2 separate regions of the Homo sapiens genome follow, and region 2 is linked to region 1. A link is a loop called in an ENCODE intact Hi-C map of the cell type or tissue named here. Cell type or tissue: mammary epithelial cell. All regions are shown on one strand.

Region 1 (4,000 bases):
CATATTTTAACATGATCATTACATCTTAATGCATCTTTATGTTCCTAAAGTAATAGTGATCTTATAAAAGACCCTAGAAACAAGACTGTGCATACATTTGGACCCCCTCACATTTTCCCCTTGGCCTCAATGTTTCTGCCCCTCCCCCCACTCCCCCTGCTTTATGTCTCTAGAGCCCTGGGAGATCAGGCTGACATGACAGGTACTAGAGTCTCCTAAATATGGGAGTAAGAAGGTGGTTCTCAGCTCAGACCCAGCCCAGTCAGGCCCCATCTGTCCACCCAGGATGGTCAGGTCCAACCAGGCCCAGCCAGACCTTGTCAGATCCAGTTAGGCTGATGGAAGCTTCAGCTCTTAGTGTCTTTCCTGGCCCTGTAGAGGGATTCTTTTTGGCTTCTTCCCAAATTCTCAGGACAAGGTAAGGAATCAGGGTCAGGGATGGGTTCCTAGCTCAGGTCCCTACAGGAATAGGAGGACAATCTGTACTACTCTGCCATTCTCCCCTCCCCTACAAATATTTGGGAACATATCTTTACTGTGCGCTAGGTCTAGGCCATCCTCCAGCCCCTAGGAATGCTTCTTATCTTCTCTGTTGATCTGTTACAAGTGCCTTTTCAAAAATGGATGTATAACTCACCTCTTCCTGGAAGCCTTCCCTGATTAACTCCATGCATCCATTCAACATGCATTTATGGAGTGTCTGCCACATACCCTGGACTATAATGGACACAGGGAATACCTTAGTGAACAAGATAGATAAAGTTCCTGCCCCTATGAAGCTTGCATGGGAGAGACAGGGAGTAAACAGAAAAACAGCTACCATGGGTGACAAATAGGGGATCTTACCCTAGCTAGAGGGTCAGGAAAAGGCCCAGCTCACTCTCAAAGGAAAAAGACCTTGTCTTGAGAGGGAAGTTCTAGTCCATCTTGGCCACAAACTAGTGGTGTGACCTTGGGCAAGTCACCTATCTCTGAGCTTATTTTCCTCAACTGTGAAAGAAAGGGTCCCTTTCTGCTCTAGAATTACGTGTTTACTTAAAAGCAAATTTACTTTCAGACAGGTTTATAAACAAATTATTTCTTGAGACTTTGGCATTGTAGAAAAATGTGAAATTCTAATTACGCATAAAGAAAAAATAATAATCACAATGAAACAGTCAACCTAACAAAATCATTCCCATCACCCACAATTCCACCTCTCAGAGACAACTGCTCCTGGCATCTTGGGAATCTCAGCTCATGCGGAAGCAGGTAGCAAACTGTCTGCTGAGGTCCCTGGAGGTGTGCCCTCTCCCACTCACCCACCTCCTTTGTCTCTGCTCTGCCTCCTTGCACACATCGCGGCATGGAGTGGGGGACCCCAGCCAGCCCTGGGCCCTTTGGGGCAATGGCCCACAGTTTTTTCCCAAAGGCATAAGGCGTCTCTTTGGCTGCAGGGCTGCTCTGACATCTTGGGCCACATTTGATGGACAGTCCGCCCTGCCAGAGCTTGCTGGGTAGACCCTCTCCAGGCTCAGAGACGCTGTAGCAACGGAGAATGGGCAGCTGGAGCACCTGGGGCCCTGTCCACCCAACCGGGCAGGTGGGGATGCAGTGCAGCGTGTGGACAAAAGATGGCAGCACTGCACTACCTCAGGCCCGAGCTACAGCGGGCAGCAGGAGGGTTCCGCCAGGCAGGTGTATGTGCCAGGGTGTATGCCTCATAAGCAACCCCACCTGTGTCCTCCTCTTAGGACCCCCACCCTCTGCCCACCTCCATTTCATAATAACTCAGTGATACCCACCATTTATCAGGCGTGGACACCATGCTTGGCACTATGCTTGCCTTCCAAGGAACGCTTTGAGGTACCACCTTTTACAGGTGGGGAGCTGGGGCTTGGAAAGATGGAGTATCTTACTCAAGGCCACACAGTAGAGCTAGGATCCAACCAGGTGTCCCAGTCCTGGATTCTCTTCCTTCAGACCCCTTGGCCCCTACTCTGACAAGCCAGGCTGTTTTCTTCTGTTTGCACACCAGTCAGAGCCCTGAGACCCCTTCTCTGGGCTTCTGCTCCTGCTGTAAACCTTGGGTGCTGTTGGTGTAGCTGCTAAGCTCCTGAGTGTGTGGGGGCAGAGGCGGGTCGGCGCCTCGGCTGCCCTTGGGTGTGTGTCCTCCATGTGGGGCAGGAGGGGGATGGAATAACTCACAGGAGGCTGGTGCCCAGTCCTGCCTGGTGCTCTCCCACCCCCTGGCTAGTGCTGACTTGTTAGGCTGAGGGAGCTGACACCCTAACAGCGCCTGTCAGACTCCAATGAGTTGATGATGTGGAAACTGGTTATTAAGTGTAATAACAGTGGTTTGGTTTTTCCACAGTTCTGCCTGTAAGTGCCTAAGTGACAGCTGGCTTGTGCCATGGTGCTGCATGCTAAGTGGCCTGAGGATGGGGTACAGGGGAGGGTGTGAGGGGCTCTTCTAAGGTTCTGGTTGGAGGGAGGCCAGGAGGTGCTGTTGCCGGTGCCTCTTCTGTGGGTGAGGCCTTTCAGCCCATATGGGCCCTGGCTTCTTGGCCTGGGTCTGGGCTGGATGGAATGTATGGATTCGGGACAGCAAACTAGGTGGTGATGTGTCCCCAAACCTAATGGGTCCTCATATACACAGTCCCCCTCACTGACCTTGGCCCTGGATCAACAAGAACTGGATTGGAAATCTGGAAACTTGGAGTTTAAGCTTTGTCCCTCGTTGCTTGTAACCTTAGGGACATGGTTTAACTCTTCCAGTTGCCCAGTCTTCACAATGAAGGGTTTGAACAGGGTTAATTTATTCATTTAACTACAAGTGTCAAACCAATGAACAATGGATAGAAACTTTCTGTTAGATGAATGGATAAAGAAAACATAGTAAATACATACAGTGGAATATTATTTAGCCTTGAAAAAGAGGGAAATCCTGTCATTTGCAACAACACAATGGAGGACATTATGCTAAGTGAAATATGCTAAGTGAAATAATATGCTAAGTGAAATAAGCCAGTCACATGTATATGATGTATCAGAAATTGATTCCATGTATATGACATATCAGAAATTGTCAAACTAATAGCAGCAGAGAAAAGAGTTGGCTGCACCAACAGCACCCAGGGCTTGGAGCAAATTGTCAGGGGCTAGGGGAAGAGGCAAATGGGGAATTGTTATTCCATGCATATAGAGTTTCGGTTCTGCGGGGTGAATAAGTTCTAGAGATCTGCTGTACAACATAGTGCTTGTAATTAAGAATCTGGTATTGTGTACTTCAGAATTCCTTAAGATCTCATGTTAAGTGTTTTTACCACACACACACACACACACACACACACTCAAAGGAATATGAGAAACTTTGGGAAGTGTTGGATATGCATATTACCTTGATTGTGGCGATGGTATCATGGGTGTTTGCATATGTCCAACTTCACCAAACTGTACACATTAAATATGTACAGTTATTTGTATATCAACTATACCTCAACAAAGCTGTTAAAGGAAACTTGCTCTTAGACATATTTTGTTTGGCCTATACAGTGCTTTAAATTTAAGCACCCACATTTAATATTCTAGAATTTCTGATAGAGAGCCACACTTCTGACCTTCTTTCAAAACTGTAAGAATTGGTAACACTGGGCCTGCATGTCCACATGGCAACAATTGGCTGCAATCTTTCTCCCCTCACACGGGGTTTACACTCTCCTAACTTGCCACGGTCCCCACCACTCCCTATTGTATCCCCCACACAGGGGCTGAGTGCCAATGGCTATTGACTTATTGCACCTGATCCTCCTCACTCACCTGCATTCAGTGCCTGGCCCTGCATCGGATAGTCACTGAGGGCCCATTTTGTCCATGGCATCATGCTCTTTACATCAGAAATTATGATGATAAAGAGCTTAGAAGAGGGCACTGGGACCTGGGTATAATGAGATCATAGACATCTCCAACATCATTTTCAGCTGAGAATTCTAGAGTTCTGTAATGTAAGAAGTCTCTGCCC
Region 2 (4,000 bases), 420 kb after region 1:
AAGGACAGGATGATCTCCAAGATGCCTCTTAGCTTCCACGTCCTATGTCTGCGTAATTCCCCAGAGGCTGCAGGTTTGTGGAACTCTGAGGACTGAATTTGGCCTCAATCCATGTTTCTCCTTCATTTCTAAAACCACACGCACTTGCTGGAACACTAACTCCATCTGGTCTTGATTCGCTTCTTCCTGATTTCACTCTCTGCTGGAAAGTGCTGCATCCTGCCTGAGGCACCTTAGGGAGCTGCTCTCACAAACTCCCTGGTTTTTCTCCCCTGAGGCTTAGCAAGTCAAGCATTGCCAAGAGCTCCCTTCCTTCTGCCCCAGCAGAGAGGAGCAACCACCGTCTGGGTGAGCAGGCTTTTGCCTTCTTCCCTGGGGGCGGCTGGCAAGCTGGAATCACCAGCTTACCTCCCACAGGCACCTGGAGGCTGTCTGTGCCCTTCTTGGCAGGCTGCCCTCTCTCCAGGAAGTCCAGCTTTTCAAAACTTTGATCCCTTGTTACAGTTGCATCTCCAGTATGCCCACCCTTGTCCCAAGCTCTTACCCAATACTGTCCTCTTACCCTTCTCTACTCATTCTCTCATTTAGGCAGGAGGCAGTATAGTGATTAAGAACCTGAACTTGAATTCAGCTCTCCTGTTTATGGTCTGTGCAGTTGTCTCTGGGGTGATTTTCCTATCTGTCAATTGGGCATAATAATTCTTACCTAAGGGGCTGTTGTGAAGTACAGTCCTTGGAAGGGCCAGTCACGGTGGCTCATGCCTGTAATCCCAGCACTTTGGGAGGCCGAGGTGGGAGGATCACTTGAGGCCAGGAGTCCTAGGTCAGCCTGGGCAGCATAGCAAGACCCCATCTGTTGAGGTTTTTTTTTTTTGAAGTACAGTACTTGGTACACAATAATAAATAATGTGTCTTAGTCTTTGATCTAATGAACATTTGTGAAACATATTGTGTTAGAGTCTTCATTAACGTCCCTAGGTTTCCTCCAGATTTTATTAATAGCCCTTCACTTTCTTCTTAATACCTAAATAAAATAATCTGAGCTTCCATCCCACACACCTCTGGGGAGTCCCTCTCCCCCATAGTTTTGAGGGTTCTCTGGGTGGCCTTGTGTTCTGCTGATGCCTTGTGGTTCTGAATTCCTGCCCCTGCCTCAGTTCTGGAGCCCTCTCCTCAGGTCTTGTTTTCTGCTTGATTTGCTGCCTGCCCAGATTTGCCCAGTATGTGATCAAAAACCTTCTGACTTCCCAAGGCACCATTAGTGTAAGTTGTGTATGAGTGACAATTTTTATAGGGCTTTTGAGAACAGAAGGGTATTAAATGTCTGAGAAGAGAAAGAAATTAAAATTGAGTATTTGAAATGGTTTGGCTGTGTCCCCACCCAAACTCATATTGAATTCCCATGTGTTGTGGGAGGGACTTGGTGGGACATAATTGAATCATTGGGGCAGGTCTTTCCCGTGCTGTTCTCCTGATAGTGAGTAAGTCTCATGAGATCTGATGGTTTTATAAAGAGGAGTGCCCCTGCACAAGCTTTCTCTCTTTGCCTGCTGCCATCCATGTAAGATGTGACTTGCTCCTCCTTGCCTTCTGCCATGATTGTGAGGCTTCCCCAGCCATGTGGAACTGTAAGTCCATTAAACCTCTTTCTTTTGTAAATCGCCCAGTCTTGAATATGTCTTTATCAGCCCATGAGAAGAGACTAATACAGTATTATATACCATTGTTTATAAAGGCATGGAGTTTGCTGGGTAAAAAGAAGGGAATTTGGGCAAGGTGAGGAATTCCAAGCAGAGGGAATGTGTTGTGCAAGGATCCTCTGTAGCCCACAGGGACAGCTGGCTAACAGTTCATCAAATCCATGGCCTCCTCTTCCTCCCGGGTTCTCAGCTGTCCCTATGGAGTTAGCTGTGGCAACTGGCTGAGGTCTAGTCATTTGCATGTGAGTGGAAGGGATGTGTGCCCCTCCTAGGCCTGGCCCATGAAAACCTTTGGGCACACTCTTTCTTGCAAAAGATTAAGACTGGGATGGTGACCTTTGGCTGACTAGGATGGTGGTCCCCAGGGAGCCCTTGTGGGATGTATGCTGGAGACAGCAGAGCTGTTGTTAGCCTAACTCTGGAAGAAATGAAGAGGACAGCTGCTCTTATCAATCAGGAGCATTCATTGTGTTCTGTTCCATGAGTGAGGGATAAAGTTCTTAAATTTGAGCCATAATACATTTTGGGGTCTTTTTGTTTTTGCAGTTAGCATTACCCTAACATATACATCCAAACCTTTTTCTCCTTTAAACTCATCACTCTTGCAATTCCTTGTGTAGTATCAACCTTTCTTGGTAGGCTGTAAGCTACACAAGGGCAGGGATCATGGCTTTCTGTCGTCCATCTCCCAAGCCTGGTGCACTGTTAAGTGCTCCATGATTTCTCTGGTTGAATGAAACCGAATAGACGCTTCTGGGAACACTGCACAGCGCCGTCTGGTGAGCGTGGAGAGCAGTGTTGCCTTGTTTCAAAGCTTTGTTGTTCTTTGCAGAGTGCTTCTGTTCTAAACTTGCCTGATTCTGACTTCTGAATGTAACATATGCCCTTAGTCCAGGCTGCTTACATGCCTGGAGCCTAAAGCTTTGCCTTGGCCACTGATTTCCTATGATGTTGGGCAGTGCATGAGCTTGCTGCCTCCTGTTCTTTCCTGAGCTCCCCGGTTCCAGGCAACTGTCTTATAACAGTAACACTGTGAGATGCTGGCGTTTGAACCCTGGCTTCACCACGTATTAGTCATGCAACCCTCAGGAATTTAGGTAACCTCTCTTGTGCCTCAGTTTCCTCATTTGAATAATCGGGATACTAATAGTATCTATATCATAGGATTATTGTGAGGACAGAATGAGGTAATACATGTAAAACACCTCGCATGTTGCTTGGCATATAGCAAGTGCTCAATAAGTGCTGTTATTGTTAGGATTATTCTTGCATTTTTCAGTTTATAAAGCAGTTTCATGAATTTCAATGAATAGCCCTCCTATGACCCTTGGAGAAATACATTATAAGTAAAATGACCATTCAACGCTCAGATGCAAATATTGTTATTGATAAGTTTGAGGCATCATGCTAATCTTTCACATGCTAAAACAGGAGGAGAAACTGAGGCCCAGAGAGGTTATGAGAGCTGCTAGTGAGTGGTCGAGTGGGACGCAAACCCAGGTCCTGGGTACGAAATCCCAGGGACTTGTTAGAGTAGGGTAACTTCCATGCCTGCTTGGAATTCTCCTGCTCAAGATGTCAGTGCCAAAGGCATTGTGGAGAAGGATCTTTAGGCCCTAGGCAGAGACTGCTCAATGCATGTGTGCATGCCACACACACACACACACACACACAATCACACTTACACACGCACTTCGGCACCTCTGACCTCTCTGAGTTTGGTGGACAGGTAGTCTCAGTGATATTTCTGTCCCTGGCCAGTGTCCAGCTTTGTGTCATTGCTCTGCCCACCTGCAGGTCTTCAGCATAGTCCCCATATTGTTACTTCAAAATGGGTTTCTGCCCTTATACCCACATCCTTAGAGCACCTTCTATTGATTTTTCATTGGCCTGCCTTCCCCAGTTGTAGCCCAAGTTGTGAATTTTCCTGACTGTTCTTCCCCCATGGGTCCCAGTCCCTCTCATCTACTCCACTAAGTCACAGTTAGCTACGCTGACACATGGGTTCCTGCAATTTGCTAGGAGGTGCTAAGGGGGCAGTAGGGAGTCATCCTACTAGACAACATCCTGGCTGGTAGGCCAGGTGAGTCTTTCAGGCATGGCTCTGGGAGGGAAACTAGGAGAGATGGGCCTTAGCAGAGAAACCTTTCAAAGAGCTTGCCTCAGCCCATGCAGCTGCAAGACTGGCCTGGCCTCCACTACCACACACCCGTTAATCACATCCTACCTCTCCTTCTGGGGTGCCAGAAAACAGACATCTCCTGGCTGAGGACTCCTATTCTGTAACAGCCTCTACCTTT

Evidence for each region. Peaks named below come from ENCODE experiments on the same cell type or tissue, not always from the same donor. Only the 100,000 strongest peaks of a DNase experiment are listed, where the experiment ranks them.
Region 2: it touches region 1 in a loop (31-fold over the local background); 5 of 110 quality-filtered maps call a loop at or near these places.

Annotation. Positions count from the first base shown.
Region 1 is chr11:116,639,336-116,643,335 of GRCh38, reverse strand. LINC02702 (long intergenic non-protein coding RNA 2702) reads right to left here and starts at 3,914. Exons shown (of 3, transcript NR_135069.1): 1 at 3,799-3,914. RefSeq lists a silencer at 1,596-1,695 and enhancers at 953-1,782, 1,783-2,612. In mammary epithelial cell, a CTCF peak has its summit at 1,616 (motif pointing right); no DNase peak of the experiment used is centred here.
Region 2 is chr11:116,215,681-116,219,680 of GRCh38, reverse strand. No RefSeq gene overlaps it. Among named protein-coding and RNA genes, the nearest start is that of LINC02151, 280 kb to the left of the region's middle. RefSeq lists an enhancer at 2,315-2,609 and a silencer at 2,315-2,609. In mammary epithelial cell, CTCF peaks have their summits at 2,476 (motif pointing left) and 3,734; no DNase peak of the experiment used is centred here.